2 separate regions of the Homo sapiens genome follow, and region 1 is linked to region 2. Evidence: chromatin contacts called from ENCODE Hi-C or POLR2A ChIA-PET data. All regions are on one chromosome and are shown on one strand. The core of a region is the stretch at or near the end of the contact, and the rest is flanking DNA. Distances in the headings are between cores, read along the strand shown.

The links. Hi-C counts contacts between places; a loop is a spot of excess contacts on that map. ChIA-PET counts read pairs that join two places held with the same protein, here RNA polymerase II (POLR2A). Pooled maps may share reads with other maps.
Region 1: a loop to region 2 is called in a pooled map, with 2.5 times the contacts of the local background. The contact joins two enhancer-like sites. A Hi-C loop is called at or near these places in 1 of 168 maps with a recorded cell type or tissue (mammary epithelial cell) and 4 of 50 pooled maps. POLR2A ChIA-PET finds 5 or more read pairs at or near these places in 1 of 52 experiments (MCF 10A).

What each region holds. Positions count from the first base shown.
Region 1 is chr10:4,767,573-4,773,457 of GRCh38, forward strand. No RefSeq gene overlaps it. Among named protein-coding and RNA genes, the nearest start is that of AKR1E2, 56 kb to the right of the region's middle. Within about 2 kb of position 4,324, at least 9 of the 41 ENCODE cell types and tissues checked have a DNase peak (open chromatin) inside an H3K27ac peak, as active enhancers do; they include mammary epithelial cell, where a contact is called at or near this core.
Region 2 is chr10:3,825,705-3,831,254 of GRCh38, forward strand. No RefSeq gene overlaps it. Among named protein-coding and RNA genes, the nearest start is that of LINC02639, 5.5 kb to the right of the region's middle. RefSeq lists enhancers at 3,706-4,294, 4,295-4,883. Within about 2 kb of position 3,292, at least 17 of the 41 ENCODE cell types and tissues checked have a DNase peak (open chromatin) inside an H3K27ac peak, as active enhancers do; they include mammary epithelial cell, where a contact is called at or near this core.

The DNA of each region.
Region 1 (5,885 bases), core at 3,074-5,573, 940 kb after region 2:
ATCACCAGATTCCCTCCAGGAAGCTAAAGGCTGCAAAGTAAAGTGGCTTCCATGGCTACAATACTCTAACTCTGCTTCTCTCCATAGGCACACTAACAGGGTCTTTCCTAAAATGACACTTGGTGACGCGTCATACATATGCATGGCTTCATCGTGCCAAGGAACAGGAAACAACGTGAGCAGTTTTGTGAAAGGGATAATTTGATTCAAAGTTATGTTGAATACAGCAATGTTAATGAACAAAGAACAAAGAAACTGTCTTCTTGTTAAAAAATGCACTTTTAGTAGAATTATCAAAGGAATAAATAAAAGAATTCTTCATTATTCAACACCTTTAAAGTTCCCCAAAACATGCCTTTTTCAACAACGCAGAGGTGCATTTGAAGATGTTCTGTGTTTCTAGATAGGGTGAATATTTGTCTCTTTTAGGATAAACAAAAAGGTAATATAGTTTCAGTGATTTTTATGGTTCTAGTATTGAAAAAGTTAACTGTATTCTTCCACCATGCTGCACATGAAACAGGCTTTTGTAGAGTCCTCTAGAAAGTCTATAGTTTAGGTGGCTGTGGAGGCTGCACAATTCCTGTCTCAGGCCATGTGAGCTGAGCACCCTGAAAGCAATGAAAGAACTGGGAAGACATCTTTCAATGCTGAAATCTGAAACCTGTCCTTGAATATGAGAATAATGGATTCCAAATTCTACAAAACATTATGGAATCATATTGCAATATTTGGAAGCAACCTCGCAGCTGCCCTCTGGAACTGCTGATAAACATGATGGTCATAAGCGTACACAACATGCAAAGCAAAAGTGATTGTGAATGGAATCCACATTTAGTTGAGCCCAGGAAGAACTGGCAATATGTTCTTGACTCAGTTTTGCCAAAAGAATCAGAGGATTCTCCTGGAATGCCAGCTTCACTGGTTGGAACTCTTCTGGAATCCAGGACAGTCTGTGATTTATTCACAACAAAGGTGAGGTCGGATATGCTCAGGATATGCAAACTTATTTTTGCATATGCCTGCAATACATAATCAGCATGAATAAGGTTGTACAATTTGGATAGCCGACAGCATAATTTGCTTTATGTCTTTCTTTATTCCCTCTGACCTCACCCTCTACTTAGGTGGGGGCTATGGAACTAAAGAAAGATCATAGAGAAATAGAGAAATTCATTAAGGGGCCCCTTAATGTTCAAGGGTTTTCCTTCCTAGGGCCACATTCCAGGATTCCTAAAGTCAACAAGAGACACTACTTCCATGCCAGAACACTCCAGTGAAACCCACGTTTTCATTTCTCTTTCTACAATGGAGTCAATGGGTTTGGATGTGTTCCTTTCTAGATTGCTTTTTGGCTTTCATAAATTGTATGAGAAGTTATTTAATTGACTTTGATATGGGGGAAAGCAGTAAATATTTAAATCTGATGAGGATGCTTTTGAAGGAAAATCATCCTGGCCCCAGGATAGCTCATCTTGCTTAACATATTTAGGGCTGGGCAACAGAGTGAATGGAAATGTCAGGAAGAACATAATCCAATCCAACTAGTGACTGCACAAGCCAGGCCTTATTAAATAAGGTGACAGCCAAGAGGGCACTGGAAGCCCATTGCCCTAACTCAGTTAGTCCTGTGTGCTTTCAAGAGTCCTAAACAAAGGGGAATTTGAAATAACAAATTTGAACACAGTCAATATGCAAACACATAACTCATAAGAAGGCATATTGATATTAAAATTTTAAAGTGTAAAGGTGCTATAGATATCTCGGCCAAGTTATCTCTGACTTTTTCAATGATATTTACAAATCTGTCAATTGGTATGCTTTAAATATTTTTTAATCCATTCTTATGGTTACTTATTAATAACTTTTATAAACTTTATAGTATATAAAATGAATTCAAATTTCCTTATCATGTTGAATATAAGTTCTGGTTTCCCAGTTCCATCTTCAAGATAGCTGATTGACAGTATATGACTAAGAAATAGGACTATAATTGCTAATGGTTTGCTTTTTTATATAGGAAACAATACAAATGAAGATTAGAATTTTTACTATTTTTTTAACAAAATTAGCAAATCATGCACTTACAGACTCAAACACAAGCCTAAGTAAGTAGACAAGCATTTATTGTATCCACTGTACAATTCTTTCTCACCATTACGGAAATTAGCTTATTCCTGGATGGTTCAAAAGCTTCCTAAACACATGGAATTTAGATAATTACAAAAGGTTTTTATAATGGAGCCTCTTTTGCAAATCAATATAAAATTGTTAGCTGACCTGGAAGGGGGCACGGACCGGAAAGCCATTTGTTTTAATGGAGTCTTAAGAAAACTGCATAAAAAAGAATATGCTGTTAACGTCTTCCTAATAAATCAAAACAAGAGACTATTTGTAATATAGTAAATGTAACTTTGAGAAAATTTAATTATATTTTTTTAAAAGAATAATCCTGAATGTTGACTTGGAAACCACAGATTTCAGAACTTGCCTCTATATTACCAATATTTCTTTTCATTGATGCTCTAACCTCTAAAAACTAATAGTAAATGATACATCAAAATGCTAACCAACCTACAAAACTGAGTACTCCAATGTTTCTGAGAATTATTTGGGATATAAATTTAAAGCTCATATATGAATAAAATTATAATAAACTCATTCTGCAAGATTATGTATTAATCCAAATAAAATATATATTTGATTTTTGAAAATGTCACAACTTTAAAGAATTAAAATTTACATAAGATGAGAGAGGTTTTAATACACAGTTTAAACATTTGGAGGCTGAAATTAACTTTGATTCCAGCATTTTTTGCTTTCTGATTTCAAATAATTATGACGTTTAAAAATAATCAAAATATCTCAAAGTAATATTTTATGTTATAATTGGTTTGTTTTTACTTTGCCGTGAATTAGTATACTAGTTACAAAAATGGAAGCTGATTGGAAAAAAATAGAAAAATGTCTTAAAAACTTTTTGAGGGGTCATTTATTTTTTTAAGAAGTAACATGTATCTAATGCTGTCTTGGATACACTAAAAAGCACTTAAGACATATGTGAATTCACTTAATAAAATTGTTTTCCATATAAATATTATTTAAACTCCCTAAAATATTGTCTTTTTCTTTTCTTATTAAGGTATAAAATTTCTTTGCCTATTTCTAGAATTAATAAACAAGTTGCTATGAGCAACTTGGGAGAAACACAATAAGATTCTTTAAAAACTTTTTTTTCCGTTTCTTTTTTTAAGTTTTCCTGTTGGCCTGACTCATTGTGCTCTCACATCCCTTTGAAACCATATGGGGAAGTAATAAAGTGTGTCTCTTCTTCCAAAGATATGCACTGTTTATTAACTGACTAAGGGAAATACTATGAGCTCATTACTATTTGTCATACATGGTCATTCAATCACATTGAGCAACAGACAAGACCAGGAAACACCCGTGTAAAAGGACAATGGATAATGGGCAGTTTAACAGTTTAATTTTTTATGAGAAAAAAAAGAAGTTGAATATGACCTTAGATAAAATACAAAATACAGCAATAGTAACACTGCTGGCCATTTCTATTCAACAACAAACTCTCTGTTCTCTGCAGAGACTAGGAGGCAGGTACAGGATTCTGCCTACAAATAACTTTCTTTCTTTAGCACCAAATTGTGCCCAGTGTAGCACCACTTATTGTCCAAAGAATTAAAAGCCTTCAGCAGCAGATATTATTATTGTCTTTCAAAGATCTCCTTCCTGGGAATTCCATCACATGTAAACATATGCTTAAGGATTTAGCTCCATCTACAGGAAGCAGAAAATAAAACAAATTATTTGTAAATACAAAGTCCTCTCTGCACACATCCATTTAGATAAGATTGTTTTTGCTTCTTCCAAATGATGCTTTTGGCTGAGAAAGTTCCAGCGGAGAAAGGAGAGCAGTTAGAGTAGGAAATGGGCATATGACTCATCCATTCCTGGGGTTTTGAATCAGAAGAAAATCTGATTCTACTTCATTAAATAAATTTCTATAAAAAGCAGCCATTTATAAAACATGACTTATGAAACATATTGCCAAGGAGGAAGCCTCTCCCAGGATTTTGCAGGGATTTATCAAACAAGAGTCCCTGAATGTTAAAGTTTCAGATAATTCTGTCTCTGGATGTGGGTTTCATTCCCCTTCTTCCCCATAAACTTCCTATCCTCTGAGAATATGTGCCACCCCCCATAACTGTGTCCACTGAGCCAGATCCCAGGACAAAGGGTGTCAAGGAGGGTTGGAGGAGATGGCTTGGGAAAACCTGCCAATATCCTTTCTCAAAACAATGGCAGAAATCTGGGTGCTGTCTTCTTTCCTGCTCCACATTAATTGACAATAAACATAGCTATTTACTTAAGAGGAAAGCGGAAACTCAGAAATGGTTTGGTCACCAAAAACCACAAATGAAATATTCCATTTTCCCCAAAGTCATATTTATCCACTCTTAAACAACCTTCTAAAGAAGAGCGCATCGTTAGTTGGACATGTTAGTCAAGCCACGTCCTTGCCATGGAATGTTCTTCAGAGCATTGAGTGGAGATCATGTACCTCCACATTCCCGGAAGCATATGCCTCATGTTTCTTCATTGAATAATTCAAATCTAAAATTAGGGGTAAAATGCTCTATTGTACAAAGATGCTGCCTTGTTTATATACCCAATTTCCATTTCTAAATAAATGTACAGTAGCTCTGAATGAAGAAACTGCGTTTGGGTTAATCCTTTGTACCAAGAATAATGACTAGGCTCCAACCTCAATCCTGCATGAGTTTATACTGAAACTTCACCATGTGTATGAAACTATACTTACTCATCAAATCATTTTATTCCAGAGTAAGGAGAAGATCTGCCACAAAGAGAAACACCCAACTCTACCCCAGAGATGCTACAATTCTCAAATTCCATAAATTAGATGTTTTTCAGCCTCAAGCCTTTCAAGTCTCCTTCAGATTTCTATTACTTTTGCGTGAACGATAAACTCATAAAATGTAAGGTTCTGCTCTATTAAATAATGCATTATGGATGTCATATGATTTTGTAAAAGCTTCATAACATTTCTAAGCAAATAAATTATAGAAACTCTGGGTAAAGGTAGTAGATTAGACACATGCTCGCCTATGTCTGCTCCTTCCACAAATCCTAAGGAAATTATAGAGAAGAAGTATAAATTCACAGACAGGTGACTGAAAGGAGAGGCTGCAGTGGATGAGATACATTAACAAATATTTGGGCGGGATGGTGGAAACCGACTTAGCGGAACAAAGGAAGCTGAATCCTAAGAGAATTTTTCACTGAAGAATGGGGAAAGATAAAAAACGAGAGGTTCTGAGTTTTGCAAATGCAGTGATCAGATGGGGTTCAAAACCAGGAGGGCCAATTGACAGGTGGAATAAATAGTGATCGGGCATCCAGGATTCCTTCTCTGAGTTTTTAAATGTTTTCTAATTGATGTATAATAGATGTACACACTTTCAGGATACATGTGATAATTTATTGCATTCACGTAATCAATAAAGATAAAAGCAGCGCAATTAAGATGCCTATCACCTTGAATATTTGTCTTTTCTTTATGCTAGAAATATTTAAATTATTCTTTTCTAGATATTTTGAAATATACAATAATTATTGTAGACTATAATCAGCCTACTAATCTATCAGTCTTATTTATTTTATCAAACTGTATATTTGTAGCCATTAATCTGAGACTAGTAACCATACCTCCCCAACACAGAAAGAAATTGATTCAGAGAGATTATACACTGGGACATGTGAGGCACAGTGGTGGGTGATGCTTAGGCATTAAAACCAGGAGAATTAGGTTAAACTTTATAAACTTCACTGCAGAAAATGGAAGC
Region 2 (5,550 bases), core at 2,042-4,541:
TCACACAGTGATAGGAAAATTATACCAAGTCACCACCCCTGAACCCGATCAGCCTATGTAAATGACTTTGTGCTAATAGGAGTTTCAGAGAAGGCTAAACTCCCAAACCTTTGCCTGACACCACCCTGGTGCTTAAGACCACCTTGGTGATGAGTCTGGAGTCCACGCGTGGCTCATAACACACGGTCTATAATGTGCTAGCTAAGCACAGAAACACACGCGTTCTGGGTGACTTGACGTTTTAATAAACATGTGATTCCCACACATGGGAATGCTCAGGCCTGGAACTGACCCACAGGGATGCGTCCTCACAGCCTGGGGGAGCCACGAGGATTTGGCTCTGATTCTCATCTTCCCCCTCTTCATCCCTTGCCCTCCCACTCCTCCATGACGTGGTGGCCACAGCTCCTGCCGGGCAGTGAGGCCGACTGCAGCTGACCGGTGACCGGCGTGGCTGGCTCAAGGCTTTGGCTCTGGTTACAAATAAACTGGCCGTGAAGTTCTTCCATTTTCCTGTGTGCTCCTCTGTCTCCATGTGTGCGTTTATAGCTGGTTCCCACAGGGCTGCTTATCAACCCCAGCTTCTTCCAATCTCACGGCTGACGCGCAGGCTGTGGACCCCGATGGGGACGATATGGAGCCTTTTGCTGGCATCCCGGCAGTTTGGTGGTAGGAAGTACTTATGTGGGTATTTCTCAGTTTTCTCAGGTTTGGAAATTTCCAAACCTGAGGCAGTGGGATTTCTTGTGATACTAGAATCTTTTGGAGGGTAGTGAGTGCTTTCTGGGATGGGGTCCCAGCCACGTGAGACAGGCTCACGGTTTCAAGCCATCCTGCAGATCGGCTCCAGGGTCGTGCCTTCACCCCAGACCTGCCTCCAGATAACATTTCCCTGGGCCTCTGGTGTCCAAGAATCTGTTAAAAATCAGACTAAAACCGTTAGGTGCCATGACAAGACCTCCGGTACCACCAGGGCCCAGCGCGATTGATTTAAGAACACTTCAAACTCACTGCCGCCTTCTTAAAAAATAGGAAGAGAGAGTGAGTAATAGGGAGGGGAGAAAGGGGAGTTTGTCAGCCATCATATGTCATAAGAGGATATTTTATTTTAAAAATATGTTGAAGCTGGCCATGGTGTGAGTTGACTGCTGAGGGAGTGAGGCTTTCTGTTAGAGAAAACTCTTATCCGTTCCTTAGGAAACGTGATGATAGGCTTGCTAATTTGCAAGTGATGTGAGGCTCCTCCCCGCTTCACTCCTCCCAACACACACACACACACACACACACACACACACACACACACACACACTCACTTTGTGGCCTCCATGGACGAGGTTGCAGTAAAAAAGAGAGAAATTTGTCACAGAAGAGATGTCAAGAAGACAGTGGGCTGGAAAGTGGGCCAGCCCTGAGAAGGAGAAGCACCCGCACAATTGGAAACATTCTCGGGGGGCAGAGGGAAGGGGACTGGAAGCATTCTCGGGGGGCAGAGGGAAGGGGACTGGAAGCATTCTCGGGGGGCAGAGGGAAGGGGACTGGAAGCATTCTCGGGGGCAGAGGGAAGGGGACCGGAAGCATTCTTCCGGGGTGAAGGGGAAGGAGCTGGCCTACTCAGGCGATGTAGCTACGTGGCAGTCTCATCTCCCTTTTGTGGATCAAGAAACAAACTCAGGCTTAGAAAGGCAAATGACTTCCCTGGGGACACAGGGCAGTGATTGGTGGCACAGGAATTCAAGCCCGAGTCTGCATGCCTGTCCACATAGAGGCAGGCGTCAGGGCCGCAGGTGCTGCCGTATGGACATATGTTAACTTACGCTAACTTGCCTTTAGGACTCATCTTTGCTGTTATTTGCTTACGACAGAGCTGCTTCTATAATTATGACAGGATTCCCTGCCTTAGGAAAGGTGAGTCTGAGAGAGGAGAGAATCTGGAGTTATGCTGGCTCAATGAACACTCTTCATCTGATTCTTGAATTCCTTGCTCTTCATTCCTGACCAGGCTTATCTTCTGTTGGGAAATTCCAGCAACAGGGACCTTGTTTCAGAGCTACCGGACTGTAACATCTGGTAGCGATCCCTGAAAGAGTAATCGGGAGAAGCACTGGTTGGAGGGTTGAGGAGGGGGAACTCAACACCCCACCTCCAACCCCCAAAAGAAACCTCTGTGTGTGTGTTCCTGTATGTACGCGTGCGTGTGTTCCTGTATGTACGCGCACGTGCGTTCCTGTATGTACGCGCGCGTGTGTTCCTGTATGTACGCGTGTGTGTTCCTGTATGTACGCGCGTGTGTGTTCCTGTATGTACATGTGTGTGTCTGTGGTCTCCGAGCGTGTCTGTGTGCTTCTGTGTCTCCATGTGTATATTTAGGTGTGTGTGACCCTGTGTATGTCTGCACTTGCACCTGTGCCCGTGTTCGCGTATGCTTCTGGGGGTGTGTATGTGCTCGTGTGCATGTGTGTATTCATGTCTGTGTGTACAGTACATGTGTGTCTGTGTGTGCTGGGTGTGTATGTGTGTATATGTACTGCTGTGTGTCTCTGTGTGTATGTTCATGTATATATGTGTGCATGTGTCTGTGTGTATGGCTGTGCATGAGCTTATGTGTGCGTGTCTTTGTGAGTGTGTAAGTGTATAGACGTGTGTCCATGTGTATGTATAAGGGTGTGTATATGTGTATCTGTGTGACTATGCATCTGCGTGTGCACATATGTGTCTGTGTGTCTGTGTGTGCATGTGTCTGTATACATGTGCATGGCCATATGTGTATCTGTGTATATTTGTGCCTGTATGTGTAGGTGTGTGTCTGTGTGAGACTCTGTGTGGGTACCTGTGTCTCTGTGTGTGTGTGACTGTGTGGGTCACTGTGTGTGTGCATGGGGTGAGGGAGGAAGTAGAAGAAGGAGGCATTTTCCCTGGAAACATGCAAACGTCCCGCCGTGGGGCACGAGCTCTCTGAGTTCTTGGAATGATTCTGACGTCCATCGTAGCAGATAAGTGAAGTTGTCCTCATCCGGAAATAGAGAGAGAGGGATTGCTTTGACATAAAGCTACACCACTTTGTGTATAATGTAATGAATGAATTCATAAACATTAACAAAAACCTGTTTTAAAGGAACTTATAAAACAATGACTAGGCAAAGATCTGTAGAATGCTGTTCATGCCAGAACTCGATGTTAAAATAACAGACATCGCTTAAGAAACTTGGTATGTAAGGAAACTTCTCGGCACCCACCCCCTCGTTTCTGAAAAATTACTAGTGAGTCTTTTGACCTTTCATTTAGTCACGTGAAGTTTTCATGGGTAATTCTTTCTTTCCCTTTAAACTACAATCAGAATCGAAACTGAAACTAAGAAAAGCTCAAGGACGTCAGTATTTGTCTTTTAAGCTGTTAACAAAAATAATAAAACTCTGAAGACTGTTGTCAAAAAACACAATGGTGGTATGATGAAGAAAAGATTATATATGCAAAAACAGACATCAAACCTTAGTTTAGTTTCTAGTAATATAAAATACAAAAAACATATAGAGAGATTTTTAAAGGGGGGTTGGCATTCCCGTATTCACACTGTAGGTCTAAGGAACATGAATGTATTTTGAAAGAATGTCAGAATGACTTAGATATGAAGGAGACACCCACCTCTATATATTCCTAGCCCCTAAGTACCATATTTAGAAAGTAGTTAAATTCTACTGCATTTGTCTGGGAACTTCAATAGAAAAGACCCATACAAACAAAACCGTATTCTCTTCTCAAAAAACAAAACAAGAAAGTACAAGAGCTTCCCATGAGGGTGTCTTTCAGTGCCTGAACTTGGTGTTTGATAGGACCAGGACATGTGGAAGCTTCTGGAAGGCCTGTCCTGTTGCACTCACTCCCTCTGCACTTCCTGGGCACTGTCTGGGGTCTCTGTGCCTGTGTCCCTGTGGACTGAGAGCTGGGCTGAGGAGGCTGTTTCCTGACAATGCTTAGGATGCCTCAGTCTCCAAGGAGAGGCTCTTCCTGAGCTTGTAGCTCAAAGATTATCTTGCTACCTGGCACTTGAGCATGGGGGGACCGACTTTGCTTCCATCCTCCCAGGCAGGTTGCCCGACCTTCCTTTGTGCCACCACAGAACTCCACATTCATCCCTAATTTGGATGTGAAAACTGCCCAGCAGGGGAATGAGCCGCCCCAGGCTGAGGGCCTTGTGATTTATCTCTGTGTTCCCAGTGCCTAAAGCAGGACCAGGCACAAAAGGGGCTCAAGTTGGTGTTGATGTGAAAGAGCCCATGAATTCATGCTTGTCCTATGAGCCAAGCCCAGGAGTTTGGTGCTGGAGTTACGTGGCCCACTGGGCCGTGTTTTCCTGTGCCTTGGGGGCTGCGTATCGAAGCCCTTGCACTTCTGGGGAGAATATCCTTCTAAGGCCATTCTCAAAGTTGAGTGCCCTCTGCAGGGGGTGTGGTGGGGGAGGCAGCGGTGGAGAAAATGAACCGGGGACCCTCCCTATCTTATCCCTCTCTTAGACACTCAAAATGCCCCTGGCATATTTTAGGGCTCTAAGAATTCACGAAAGTCTGCTAAACATTATTTCAGTTAGTATTTCCCATATTAATTGACCATATAGAACTGTTTAAAAAATAGACCTCTTGGCTGGGCACGGTGACTCACACCTGGTGGCCCCCAGCACTTTGGGAGGCCGAGGCGGGCAGATCACCTGAGCTCAGGAGTTCCTGACCAGCCTGGCCAACGTGGCAAGACCCCGTCTCTACTAAAAACACAAGAATTAGCCAGGCATGGTGGGACACGCCTGTAGTCCCAGCTACTCGGGAGGCTGAGGCAGGAGAATTGCTTGAACCTGGGAGGTGGAGATTGCAGTGAGCCGAGATCATGCCACTGCACTCCAACCTGGGTGACAGAGCAAGACTCTGTCTCCAAAAAAATAAAAATAAAACACCTCTTATCCCTGGAAGCAGCTCCCATGGAAGAGTAGGAAGCGATGTCATGATCTCACCTAAGAGGACGTTGAATTTGGACCTGGTTTGCGTCCCGCCTCTGAGGCTCCCCATACCTTCTGACCATTGGCATGTACGGTACCTTCTCAGCAACATGTGGATAATATTAGGAAGTAGAAACAACACTTGGGAATTCTAGCACAATGCCTAGAACACAGTAATCATGTCATATGCTACATACCAGCAGGGAACAGAGCTGCAGAAAATGCTAAAACTGATTTGATAAAAGAGGCTTTTTTTTTTAACCAGTTGTATGAAGGCCTTCAGACTGGCTGTCTGCACCTCTAAATACCTGTCATCTAGATTAGGATTTTAATATCATCTATTTAAAAAATATTAATATGCCCACTGTTTGCTTTTCTATTATTGACTCAAGCATCAGAGCCAATTAAGAAAGGGTTCCAGACAACAGGCCCCAGCACACTCAAAAAGTAAACAACACATTCTTCTGAAATGCCATACTTTGCACTGAGCTCAGAAGAGTCCTGCAGTGAAATGTTAAAGAGTCTGATAACAGTTTGTGAGACAAACACAGACAGGGCGGAGCATGCAA